3 separate regions of the Mus musculus genome follow, and all the other regions are linked to region 3. Evidence: chromatin loops called from intact Hi-C (ENCODE). Cell type or tissue: heart. All regions are shown on one strand.

The links. Hi-C counts contacts between places; a loop is a spot of excess contacts. Peaks named below come from ENCODE experiments on the same cell type or tissue, not always from the same donor. Only the 100,000 strongest peaks of a DNase experiment are listed, where the experiment ranks them.
Region 1: a loop joins it to region 3, with 2.4 times the contacts of the local background. A loop is called at or near these places in 7 of 42 quality-filtered maps.
Region 2: it touches region 3 in a loop (2.9-fold over the local background); 7 of 42 quality-filtered maps call a loop at or near these places.

Annotation. Positions count from the first base shown.
Region 1 is chr6:95,123,549-95,126,048 of GRCm38, forward strand. The region is part of intron 3 of Kbtbd8 (kelch repeat and BTB (POZ) domain containing 8); the gene reads left to right. Among named protein-coding and RNA genes, the nearest start is that of Kbtbd8, 6.9 kb to the left of the region's middle. In heart, no CTCF peak of the experiment used is centred here; no DNase peak of the experiment used is centred here.
Region 2 is chr6:95,116,579-95,119,078 of GRCm38, forward strand. It overlaps Kbtbd8 (kelch repeat and BTB (POZ) domain containing 8), which reads left to right and starts at 1,302. Exons shown (of 4, transcript NM_001008785.5): 1 at 1,302-1,396; 2 at 1,945-2,155. The coding sequence starts at 1,381. It overlaps Kbtbd8os (kelch repeat and BTB (POZ) domain containing 8, opposite strand), which reads right to left and starts at 1,053. Exons shown (of 2, transcript NR_153843.1): 1 at 1,014-1,053. In heart, a CTCF peak has its summit at 1,381; DNase peaks (open chromatin) are centred at 563 and 1,273; H3K4me3 peaks cover 2,257 bases; H3K27ac peaks cover 1,358 bases.
Region 3 is chr6:95,711,905-95,714,404 of GRCm38, forward strand. All of the region lies in intron 1 of Suclg2 (succinate-Coenzyme A ligase, GDP-forming, beta subunit), which reads right to left. Among named protein-coding and RNA genes, the nearest start is that of Suclg2, 5.7 kb to the right of the region's middle. In heart, a CTCF peak has its summit at 1,396; a DNase peak (open chromatin) is centred at 1,507; H3K27ac peaks cover 335 bases.

The DNA.
Region 1 (2,500 bases), 590 kb before region 3:
ATACCACATGCATACTTGGTGACTGCAGAAGCCAAAAGAGGGATACCCTGGAACTAGAGTTAGAGATGGTTGTGAGCTGCCCTGTGGATGCTGAGATTCAAACTTGAGTCCTGTAAAAGAACAGCTAGTGCTCTTAGCTGCTGACCTACTTTCCGGTGCCCACGAAGGGCTTTAATAGATAAGAAACTTAATTACAAAGGCTTGAAATTATGTTCTTTAGATCTTAGCTTATCAAAAATTGTATGTATATGAGTGTGCAGGCCAGACATTAACATTGGGTGTTTTTCTATTGTTGGCCACTTCATTTTTTGAGACAGGCTCTCACTAAAACTGGAGCTTACCAATTGAGTTGACTGGCTTGCCTTCAGGTCCCTCAGGAATCTGACTTTCTCTTTCTCACTGCTGTGTGAGAGAGGTGTGCCACTGTGCCCTGCTTTTTCATGGATCCTATGGATCTGAGCTCAGATCCTCAAGCACTTTACCTGCAGAGCTCCTTGACTCTTACGTGGTTTAGTTGCTGGGATGTTGAATGCAGTGTAGGTAATTCTAAAATCCTTATTCATTTACCATGTTTCTTAATGGCTTATATTAAAATACTTCCTTATATGACTACTTTAATAAGTCAGGAACAGCTCTTTTGCTCCCTTCTCTTGCTCCTGTTTCCTTATCCTCTTCCTACCCCTTTCCCCATTCCCCTCTCCTCTCTCTTCACATGCTCATGGCCAGCCTCTACTCCCCATCCCCCAACTCCCCTCCCCATTCCCTTAATAAACTTTATTCTATACTAAAATAAATAAATAAATAAATCAGGAACAATGTAGGCTTTCATGAAGGTATACATGATTATTTTTAAGCCCTATCCCATTTTTTAAAATGGTATTCTTGGGGGCTGAAGAGATGGCTCAGCGGTTAAGAGCACTGACTGCTCTTCCGAAGGTTGTGAATTCAAATCCCAGCAACCACATGGTGGCTCACAACCATCCGTGATGAGATCTGACGTTCTCTTCTGGTGTGTCTGAAGACGGCTACAGTGTATTTAAATATAATAATAAATAAATCTTTAAAAAAATGGTATTCTTTGCTTTTAAAGTTGACTTAAAATTTCTCAGAGAAGCCTGGATATATTTGCTTTAAGTTTCGTATTCTGAAGAACTAATTAAGTATAGTACTATCTGGTACTGTATTTTAGTTAAATGAAAGCATGCTATGGTTTGGGTTTCTCTTTGCAAAGTATAAGAATGGGTGTGTGATTCATCCAGTGTGGTTCTATCATCCAGTGTGATGAAGTGTGCCGCTTTTCTCCTCCCTCCTCCTCCTCTCCCCCTCTCTGTGTATGTGTGTTACTGGCAAAAATAGCTTATAAAGATCATTTTAAGGCTCCTCATTGGAGTATGTGAGCTGTATAAGCAAATACTGTAGCAAAGCAGTACTAACTTAATAGAACTTAAGTACCAGAACAAATAATTTGTAACTGGAGGTTGTATTTTATATAAGAAGAATCTGAGGCCTTGAGAGTTTTTTTAAATTGCTTATCATTGGTTTTAGTTTATTAAAGAGAAATTGAGATTTTCTAAATGAACTTTTCTGTACAAGAAATTTATAGAGAACATTTTCGTTATCAAGAATACTATAATATGTTAGCGTTGAAAGAGAAGGTAATATGTAAAGCAAAAGTTAGGGCTTAAATAAAGTGAAATGCCACTCTTATTAAGTAAGCAATTTAACTTATAGATGAGACTATCCTTAATTTAGAAGAGTTTAAAGGGAAGCTTTACATAGTATCCAGTGTTCCTTTCTAACCTACAAAGCCTCCTTACATATATAACTTGATGATAACCGTTGAAGAAGGTTATGTCTTACAGATTGAGCATCCCTAATGTAAAAACTCAAAGTGTGGTTCTGCATTCCATACCTGACCTTATATAAGAGGTCATAGTCTAAACTCAGGCACTAAAGTAGTAACTCATGTTTTGGCTTGTAGTAATCCCCAAGATAGATAGATAGAGAGAGAGAGAGAGAGAGAAAGAGAGAGAGAGAGATTGATTTGTATATATGTAGATACTCTAAAATCTGAAATACTTGAGTCTCAAGCACTTCAGATAAAGTATATTCAACCTGTTCTGCCTGTAATTGCAGTAGTATAAGTTTGATCTGCCATAGAGTTGATACTGTTATCACAAAGATACTATTCAGTGTTACCATTAAGCAGGACATAGTTGCCAGACGTATAATTCCAGCTCTGGAAGGTAAGGTAGGAGGATTCCAAAGTTAAAATCAGCCTGAGTTCAGGCTGGAGACCTTATCAAAAAAGCAAAGCAATGTCATAGCATTAGCAAGGTCTTGTCAATATTCATGATTTTAATTCTTACAGACATTTTCCTATTGACAGTCTGGCTTAGCACACATACCTTTTTATTGTCAGTTTAGTAACTGACTCAATATCAATTCCATTCATTGTCTTGAAATTTGTCTTTGCTTCATAACAACATTCACATAAATA
Region 2 (2,500 bases), 600 kb before region 3:
CGTGATTAAAGTGCTTGCCATGCCGAGAGAGAGAGAGAGAGAGAGAGAGAGAGAGAGAGAGAGAGAGAGAGAGAGAGAGAGAGTTAATATCTCTGGGTTTCGATTGAGAGACCATGCTTCACTGTATAAGGTAGAAAAGCAGCGTTGTAGGATTTCTGACACCAATCTCCGGCCTCCACGTGCACCTGCACCGCCCCCCAACATGTACATCCACTCGTGCAAACAAAACAAAACAAAACAAAACACCAAACCACAGATACAAATGCACACACACAGAGACTCAGACAGACAGACAGACAGACAGACACACACACACACACACACACACAATAGGAGAAGAAAAAAAAATAGGTCAACAATAAAACCCCTGCTTTCTTGCAAAAAACTATGAAGTAGACTGAATGCCGAGTGCTCGCTGTTATAAGAGAGGTTCAAGGGCTGGAAGAGCTTGTGCAAGAGCCAGGGTTGAGCACGGTCCAGAGGAGCGCCAGGCTCAGCCTCTCTCCAGCATCTCTTCACAGGAAAGCCGGAGGCCCTCTTCACGTTCAAGAAGCCCAGGGGAAATCAATTATCCGAGTCTCCCTTGAGTACTCGAGCGCTCTTCGGTGTGACAGGTGTTTCCTGGTGTGCTAGAAATGCAAGCCAAGTGGATTCAGGTCCTGAGTGGCCATGTAACCAGACCCAGTTGATCTGTGAAAAGCGGGGCATGTGGCTAAGGGGATGCAATTTCAAGTGGGCGTTACAGGTGACTCATCAGAGACCTATCGATGGTGTGTGTGTGTGTGTTGGGGGGGGGGGGGTTGTCTTATATCCTTTGTATTTTTGGATAACAGCCCTCCTGACCATTTCCAACTTTTCGGAGTTTCATAGCCCTCGTGCAGAGCGCGTTTTCATACCAGAATCTAGTCACGGATAGGGAATTTGGGGTATGAAGACAATTATTTTTAAAGTGGAGTCGAGACTAGGAGAGAGGCCCTTGCCGGGGAAATTTGCTCAATAAGAGCTTTTCCTACCTCACTCCTCAGAGTGACAGTTCGCCTCAGCCAGATGACTACATTTCCCAGCGGGCGCTGTGCATCTCAAGGCACAGGCTGGCGGGCTCGGGGCGCTCCTCCGCCCAGCTAGCCAATAGAAATGCTCGGCTTGGGCCTCTGTCCGACTAGGAGCACGCGGGAACGGGGGCCTTAAAACTACATTTCCCGACGCGCTGGTAATCGCGCACTGACCAATCAGAGCCAGGTATTTTGAGGCTCGGGGAGGAGCCGACTCGGTCAGCCACCCTCATTGGCTAGGCAACGCTTAGCAGAGCCGGAACCCGGGAGCGAGCGAAACGCAATGACATTTCCTCTTTAAATAACCGGAGCCGGGGCCCCTGTAGTAATGGCCGCGTCGGCAGGTGGGTGGCGTGGTGCGGCCGCCCGCAGTGTCGGAGGAGGGAAGCAGGAGCGCGGGCGCCGGCCACAACCTGAAGCGGCGGCCTTAAGGCGGGAGGGAAGGATGGAGAGACGGCGGGCGCGGAGGCGAGGATGAATGGGGAGGAGGGCGGTGGGCGGCGCGCCCGCGAAGATGGGGCGTCTGGGTACCGGCCGCCCGCGAGGCGGTTGAGGGGTGCCCTGGCAGTCGCCCTCGATCGCGCTGCCCTCGGGAGCCTTCCGTCCCGCGCTCGACCCGGAGCCGAGTCCCCGCGCATCGCCGCCGCTGCCGGCTCGGCTGGCTCGCCTCACACGCTCCCTCCGCGAGCGCGGCGGTCCGGGCTCGCCGGGCTCCGGAGGAGCGCGCCGGCCTGGGAACTTGTTCGCCCTTGTTGAGCTCTCGGCTCCTAGAGCCTGTGTCGGCGCTCCTGTGCCCACACACGGACGTTTGTGTACGGGGTGGGGGGGAAAAAAACCCACGATGCCGTAAACTGGCTTCGAACTTCTTGTGGTTGTGCGATTTTTCTCCTAGATTTAAGTAAGTCTTCCCCAACACCGAATGGGATTCCATCTTCAGACACAGCCAACGATACCATGGATCCTTTCCATGCTTGCAGTATTCTTAAGCAACTCAAAACAATGTACGATGAAGGACAGTTGACAGACATTGTAGTGGAAGTGGATCACGGGAAAACATTTTCCTGTCATAGAAACGTTCTTGCTGCAATCAGCCCCTACTTCAGGTATGACGACGGTAGAAACTTATATATTACTATCCGTACAAGACTCCCTTTCAACCCAGTGTTAGCCACTTGATTGTGGTACTGAGTTGGGACAAATACATAAAGGCAAACCAGGTGTTTATTTTCTGAGAGTAGGTAACAGGTCTTGCTTGTCTTACTAATGAGCCCCTGTTTTGAGGTGGGATTCCAGAGTTTAGATAGTTGGATTTTAAGTTAGTGGACTTGTGAGGTATTCATACTATGTATGCTGCCAGCCACATTTGAAAAAAATTATAATGCTTTAAAATTAAAATCAGTGGCGACACTAAAACATGTCACGTGCACAGACAACTAAGTGTGGCTGGT
Region 3 (2,500 bases):
TTGGGTGGCTCGGCCCAAACTGGACCTTCTGGTAATAGGGTTTAATGATTTAACAGTATAAGCTCTTCACTGGCAGGAGGCAGTTGACTTCCTGGCACTAGGATTTTCAGCCAGTAATTAGGTGACCTTTCTGTGCCTGGGATCCTTGACATGGAGCTTGGAGATGCCACAGGTACCACCACCCTGCAGTGTGATACTGGGGGGGGGAGGGGGGGGCTAAAGTCAAGCAGGTGATAATTAGTCTCTCTGACAATCATCAGCTGGCCCCTTCCTCTCTAGCCTACATCACCTCTCAGTGTGTTACCTGTCTCTCCCTTGTCTGTGCAGTCCACTGAGTCATCATACCGCAAACGCTAACACCTAGCTAGGGTGGCAGAGAAACGGCAATGTGTGAGAAAGTCCCCTCTCGTGGAGCCCACATTCTTCTATGTGTGAGGGAAATGGGAGACACACAATAAACAAGATGAGGTAAAGTCCTGTGCCCTACACTGCAATAAAGCAGAAAAAAATACAGCCAGCAATCACTGGATAGAAACAGCCAGTCAAATGATCAGGAAAGGGTCTTTCCAAAGAATTAACACTGAATCTGAGAGTTGATGAAATGGAGAGCAGACAGGATTCAAGGGGAACCCTGCTTCCAAAGAAATAGCATGTGGTCCAAAGTAGGACAAGCTCAACAAGTGTCTCAGACCACAGCTCAGCGACAGAAGTGCAACCACTGGGCTATACAACACTTTTGCAATTAGACCACAAACATTTTGAGGGTAAGGATATCTCTCATTCTTCCTCCCTTTCCCTCTCTCCTTCTCTCCCTCCCTTTCATTCCCCCCTCCCTCTCTCCTCCCCTCCTCCTCTCCCCCTCCCTTTCATTCTCCTTCCTTCAGTCTCCCTCTCTCCCTTCCTTCCCCCCACCTCTCCACTCCATCAGAATTATTAGGTACATTAACCTACTCATTATTCTCCTAATCACTGCATTTATGATAAAATAATTTTCTTCGTAGAACTTTTTAGCAGTGGGCACACACACAGTAAGCATTCAGAAAGTATCTGACAAAAGAATGCTATTTTGTTTGGCTTTCTGTTGTGGAGCTGTGTGTGTGACCTGCCAAGTCCTGGGCTCTCTACAGCCCCAGCCATCCTTCCTCCTCCGTCTAACTGATCAGCATTATCACTGTATCACTGGCTTCAGACTGCCTCTCCCTTCTTCACAGCATAGCATTTGACAGGCATGCGATCCATTCTCCACTGGAATGCCAGCCCCATCACCCCACTTTCAGTGAATTAACTCCTGATCTTAATTTCCAAATCAGCACAATGCTCATATTTATTTAACTGTTTATATGTCAGGCAAAACTTTTCCAACAACTGAAAGAACGTGCCACCTGGAGGAGGATTCTGATTGAGCAGGAAGGAGAGCTAAGGGCAGGCAATCCAGAGTGCTGTGTCCTTTCTTTTCCACCTCCCAGGGGACATACTTCAGCAACTTTCTAGGCTCCGTGCCTGCTGAACCTAGCCAGGGAACAAGGGTGAGACAGCTCTGGCTACCCTGGGCCCGTGCACTTAATCACTTTCCCATAAAAGCAGTGCTTTATTTACAGGGAACAAAGCCAAGCTGGTACCGGGCTATCAGTCACAGGCCTTCCACGTGCAGAAAGTCAAAAGCTTAGCACCTGAATTATGGAAAATCCAGCATCCTCTTTAGCAGCAGGCATTGTAGCTTTTCTTCCTTTTTATTGTTGTTTTGTAGTTTTTTTGTTTATTTGGTTTTGATTGGTTGGTTGATTTCTGGTTTAAAAAAAAAATGGGAAAGAAAAAAAGCCAAGCTATTTATTCCCCAGGGCAATAGTAGGCAGACACAGGTAAGCCATGGCTTACGGCAATCTCCTGGCTTGATTTAGCTGGTATAAACGTGTCTACAGCCTTTAGCCCTTCACTTTTAAAATCCATGCATAGCTGGGCAGGTGATACACTCCTTTGATCTCAGGACTCTAGGGGCAAAGGCAGGCAGATCTCTGTTGGGCCTGATCAGAGTTCAAAGCCAGCCTTGTCTACATATTGAGTTCCAGGACAGCCAGGGCTACACAGTGAGACCGTTTCAAATAAGTGAACATCACATAAAACCATGCATCCATCTGTCTCCACTGCCAGAAGAAGCACATGGCTGCGCTGCTCCTCCTTTCTGAAGGAGCCAACTGCAGAGGCACAGGGGTAAGCAGTTTCCTTGGACAATACACAGCCCTCTGGGCTTCAAAGAGAACCACACAGTGGAAACCCCAAAGTTAGACCTGAAAGGCCTATATCATCCCTTAAGACACGAGCTTCCCTGAACTTCACCCAGGCATGAGAGAGAAATGCCCCAAAGGCAGCTCTACACACAGTCTTTAGTACCTGGACTGAGATTAGTGCTTGCCTCTGCACAGTGGACCCGGTATGACCCTTAGCATCACAAAAAGCCGGATGAGGTGGATCATGCCTGTCATCTCAAGAGATAGAGGGTGGA